Regions from separate parts of the Mus musculus genome. Here region 2 is linked to region 1. A link is a loop called in an ENCODE intact Hi-C map of the cell type or tissue named here. Cell type or tissue: left cerebral cortex. All regions are shown on one strand.

Evidence for each region. Peaks named below come from ENCODE experiments on the same cell type or tissue, not always from the same donor. Only the 100,000 strongest peaks of a DNase experiment are listed, where the experiment ranks them.
Region 2: a loop joins it to region 1, with 4 times the contacts of the local background. A loop is called at or near these places in 1 of 42 quality-filtered maps.

What each region holds. Positions count from the first base shown.
Region 1 is chr12:79,278,678-79,281,177 of GRCm38, forward strand. It overlaps Zfyve26 (zinc finger, FYVE domain containing 26), which reads right to left. Exons shown (of 42, transcript NM_001008550.1): 11 at 1,680-2,288; 12 at 1,366-1,452; 13 at 413-481. Among named protein-coding and RNA genes, the nearest start is that of Zfyve26, 16 kb to the right of the region's middle. In left cerebral cortex, no CTCF peak of the experiment used is centred here; a DNase peak (open chromatin) is centred at 1,202.
Region 2 is chr12:78,881,211-78,883,710 of GRCm38, forward strand. It overlaps Eif2s1 (eukaryotic translation initiation factor 2, subunit 1 alpha), which reads left to right. Exons shown (of 8, transcript NM_026114.3): 6 at 1-19; 7 at 2,048-2,191. Among named protein-coding and RNA genes, the nearest start is that of Eif2s1, 20 kb to the left of the region's middle. In left cerebral cortex, no CTCF peak of the experiment used is centred here; a DNase peak (open chromatin) is centred at 1,347.

The DNA.
Region 1 (2,500 bases):
TAGAACTCACTCTGTAGTCCATGCTGTTCTTAAACTTACAGAGATCTGAACGCCTCTGCCTACCACATGCTGGGATTAAAGGCGTGCACCACCACTGCCTGGGTTAGAAAGAGCCTCTTAATGAAGCACTCTTCTTCCTTTCCCTAAATAACTGCCAGTCATGTCTTCATGTACGAAGGGCAAACATGTATTACCATCTTAGAATATAAGTACCAACTGCCTTCCTTGAACCTTTGTCTTACTACTGGGTGACTTAACTAAGGAAGAGAGCCTTTTCCCAGCTGACATCTGCTGCTCTCTGCAAGAATAAACCTTGAGCAAAGTTTCAGTTCTAGTGTTTGCAGCGCAGGGCATGGCAAGGGTGCACGAGGGCAAGCTGTCTGCAGGTAGCAGCAGGCTGGGACGCACACACCTGAAGTACTTGTGCTCAGCTCACTACTTGTCCCTTCCAGGGATGGGTTGGAGCCTCTTTCCCGGCCATCTAGAGGTAATAGATTGGAAAATTTAGTCAGCAACTCCTTATAGCGTACAAAGTGTGAAATCAGACTACAAGTCAAGATCTAGACAGACTGAGGCTAAAGGGCGAGTACAGGATAGCAGTTTATACCAATGGCTTTTACCATGTGGGGTCTTAAGAGTCCTGGGAGCTTGTGACCAACATCTGAAGACAAAGTACTAGTGATAGTTTGGTAAAATCATGAACAGGCAACAATGAGGTGCAAAGAAGGGGTCGTGACATTTTCTGACATAGAGGATGTATCTTCAGATATGAAAAGGGAGGAAATAAAGTGCCGGCCGTGGCCTGCAGAAGGCTGCCCAGGGGAAAAGCTGCTCAGTGCCAATGGAGGCTGTCTGTCCCTTAGTGTGGCCTTATGAAGGCCGTGTCACCCACCAATAGTGTCCCCTTGGCCCACTGCTGAGGCAGCCCTGTGGAAAGGAACAGCTGTGGAGAAAAGGAAATTGAGTGTACACTCGTGGGCTGGGTGACTCAGGTGGATGCAGACTCTGCCTGTGTCCCAAGCCAACCAGCTTAGAGCATCAGAGCTGAGTGACACCACCACCACCATGCAGTTTCCCAGGTTTCTCTCATGTCAACCTTCGCCTTCCCAGAGAGTCTACAACCTGTGCATGTGTGTGTGTATGTATGTGGGCGTGTATGTGGGAATATGTGAAAGGATATGTACATTATGTTGCATGGAAAGTTTCTGCATGGCTGTGTAAGAAACTGTTAAGAGCTGACTGTGGGAGTGGGAGGATGCGTTTGTGTTTCTGACCATATGCTCAGCTTAAGGGAACAGACAAGCACTGGCATGCCTCTCTGTCAGGTGAATGGGAACAAGGCTTGACAAGAGTTCTTTAGATCACCTGCCCGGGTCCTTCTGGTCCGACGACCTCGGCGGAGACTAGAATGCCTCGTGGCAATGGGCCGGTATCTTCGGGAAGGTTGCTCTTCTGAAACAGCAAACACAGGCATGGTGACCAGCTTTGATCTGAGCGTTGTGGAAACAGGCGGGGTGATCTTCATTACGCTTTGGGACCTGTAGCACTGCCCTGGGCTGCTAAGGTCATATGTCTCGGATTAGGGTGTGGTTCCCATATGCCCGCCCCTTGTCCACATTGCTGGGGCTTTTCTCCTTTCCCCGCTTTCTAGACTTTCTAGTTCCGACCCCTCCTCTCACCTGAGCCCTGGTTGCTCGTTACCACTTTGTACCGCCACTGTGCCTCGGAGAGAACCTTTGAGAACCTGTGCAGGCGGCTCTGCAGTCCATCTCTGGCCGCTGAACAGCTCTGGTCTTCCGGCAGCTTTGTCTCCTCGGGAGTGCGGTGGCTGCTGATTTCAGTGAGCTGCTCCTGAAGAAGGCTGAGGAACGCTCCCATTGCAAACTCATCGGCCAGGAATCCATTCACGCCACTAGTAAAGTGCTTCAGATCCAAAAAGCTGTGCTTGTGAGGCCCTGGTGAACTGTCTTTCGGCTCTGCCTTTGGACAGCCGGGCACTGTATGAGCAGGGTTCCTGGGTCCCATGGAAGCCCGCTCTGACCTCCTCTCAGTTGCGGCTATGTGCTGAGGGCTCTCTGATGGGGACCTCAAACCCAAGGGGCCTTTCCCCTCAATGTCCTCGTCCTCGGCATAGTCCTCGGGAAGGTGAGGCTCTGGGTGAAGGTCAGCAGAGGTAATGAGGAGCAGTGAGAAGATGTTTTCCAGGATTTCCAGGCACAGAGAGGCGGGGATGCTGTGTAAATACTGTCGGCACCTGGCCAGGTACGTAGGGAAGAGATGTGAAGCACCTAAGCATGGACGAGGAAGAGATAGGGAGAGCAACCTGAGAAAGCAGAGCCACTGAACAATGCCATGCTTCTGCTCTTACAGGATCACAAGCTTTCTTATCTATGACAAAGGCTTCCTCCAGATTTCAGTTCTAGGGATTAAGGTAACACGGGCTCCTTATCATAATCTCAATTCAACTTTAACCTCCCACTATGCTTAAAGAGGACCTTAG
Region 2 (2,500 bases), 400 kb before region 1:
AGAAACCATGCCCATCAAGGTAAGTTGCGTGTTTTCAGATACTTGTGGTCAAACTGTGTGTTAGCAGTTGAGCCCAGGGCCACTAAGTCATGGTTCTAATCTTTTCCCCTTTTGGCTGGTCATGTTGGGTAGAAAAGTACAGCTCCATGATAAAGTGCATACCTGGCATGTTCAGTGCCCAGAGGGTTGGGGTCCGAAAATCTAAAACAACCCAAGCAGTCACAAGAGTCCAGCAAAGTGAGATCTTTATTTGACCTAGGTAACAAAAACTGACCGGTCAGGAGCTGACTGTGTCCTTGAACATTCATCTCAGTGAGTATTTAAGTAGATGAAAAAATGTATTGGACTCAGACCACCACTGATCAGGGCCACAGAACAGACTTGGGAGGTAAACCCACGACCCCTGAACCAGAATGTCATAGAATTTTTAAGCTTCAAAACCACAAACATCTATCTATGCCAGGTTATCCCTCCATCCAGGGTTTAGGGATAAGGGACTTCCTTAGGAATGTGTTTTCGTGGTACACTTACCCTGTTCTAATATGTTGGGTTGTTCAACTGTGGTGGGGCAACTTACCTAGCATTCATGCCTCAGCTTGACGAACAAGATGTTAGTTTCCCACATACATGTCTTTCTGCCAAGCAGGACATCAGTTTCCCAGGGAGGTCTTAAGGACTTAAACTTTATTTAACCCCTATTCAAAATGGAAGTTTTATTCAATATCACGCCATTCTAGTTCCTTCTTATAATAGTTTTCTAAAAACAAAACAAAAGTATCATGGAGATTGAAGAGCCAACACAGGGGGCTAAAAGCTATTACTCTTGCAGAAGATCTGAGTTCGGTGTCATGTCGTTTTTAGTTGATATTTCTGGGGGGTTATTTGCAGTTAATGGCTTTTCGTTGGCGCTCCCATCATAGTGAATATAGAGGGTTTCTATTATTAGTGGACCAGCAATATTAAATCTTCTTTACAGTAAGAAGTTACAGTGCCCAAAATGCTTGTAGTGCCTTGGGAGGCAACATTTTTTTTTTAACAACGTACATTCAACTGGATGGTTGTTACTCAAAGTTTCTTGGAAGGATTTTTCTATCAATTTAGAGATAATTCACCTTTTTCGTTTTTATGATTTATTTATAGCCAGGCATGGTGACACATGCCTTTAATCCCAGCATTGGGGAAGCAGAGGCAGGCAGGTCTCTGTGAACTCAAGGACAGATTGGCCTACCTAGTGAAAGGGTCTCCTTTATGTGTGTGTTTGCCTGTATATGTACCATGTCCATGCCTGGTGCCCACAGAGACCAGAAGAGAGTGTCAGATCCTCTAAAACTGAAGTTACAGATGGTTGTGAGTCACTGTGTGGATGTTGAGAACCAAACTAGCATCCTCTGCAAAAGCAACAAATGTTCTTAACCACGGAGCCATCTTCCCAACCTCAGTTACCCATTATTCTGATGACAACCACCAGAAGCACCCAATAGTTATAATTCTTCATATTCAGTGTTGCAGTGAGCTGTATATATGTACTAGATGAGATCACTGCATCAGTGGTCTGACTACATGTGATGGTTAGTGTTGGTTTACAACTTGACAGACTTAGAATTCTCCTGGGTATGTCTGTGCAAGATCATCTTAATTATGTTATTGAGGTACACTGACCCACCCACTATGAAGGACACCATTCTCTGAATGGATCCTTAACTGTAGAAATGGAGAGGGAACTGAATAGATTGAATGCATGCATTCATTTCTGTCTTCTGACTTTGGACATAATGTGACTGACTAACTCCCACTGCCTTGACTTTATGCCATGATGAGCTATGCTTTGAATTGTGAGCTAAAATAAATCCTTCCTCCTGTAAATTGCTTTTGTTAGAGTATTTCATCACCTCAATGAGAAAAAATCCTAAGGGAATGTATTAATAAACTGGTCTAGAGACCTGGGAGGCAGGTCAAGATGATTTCTTCATGTAGCAAATTAACAAAGCAATTTTTTAATATCCTGGGTAAGTATAATCATAACTTCATTTTTGTCTTTCTCCTTTAGATTAATCTAATAGCTCCACCCAGGTATGTGATGACAACAACGACCCTGGAGAGGACAGAAGGCCTGTCTGTCCTCAATCAGGCTATGGCAGTTATCAAAGAGAAGATCGAGGAGAAGAGGGGCGTCTTCAATGTTCAGATGGAGGTGAGATCAGGATCTTACTTTTTATTTTGTTTTTAATGCTTTTGCTTTGTTTTTTGCTTTTGATACAGGATTCCATGTAGTCAGGGCTAGTTTTCAGCTCACTTTGTAGTCAAGGCTAGCCTTGAACTGCCTGATGACTGCCTATCTACTTAACTTCATTTTTTTTTTTTAGTATGTATGCCCAGGTACACTGACCCCTGGGTGCACATATGAAGGTCAGATTAGTGTTGGATATCCTTTATCTTGTTTTCTTGAGACTCCCTGAACCTAGAGCTGAAGATGCCCCTGTCATCACTCCTACCTCTAGGT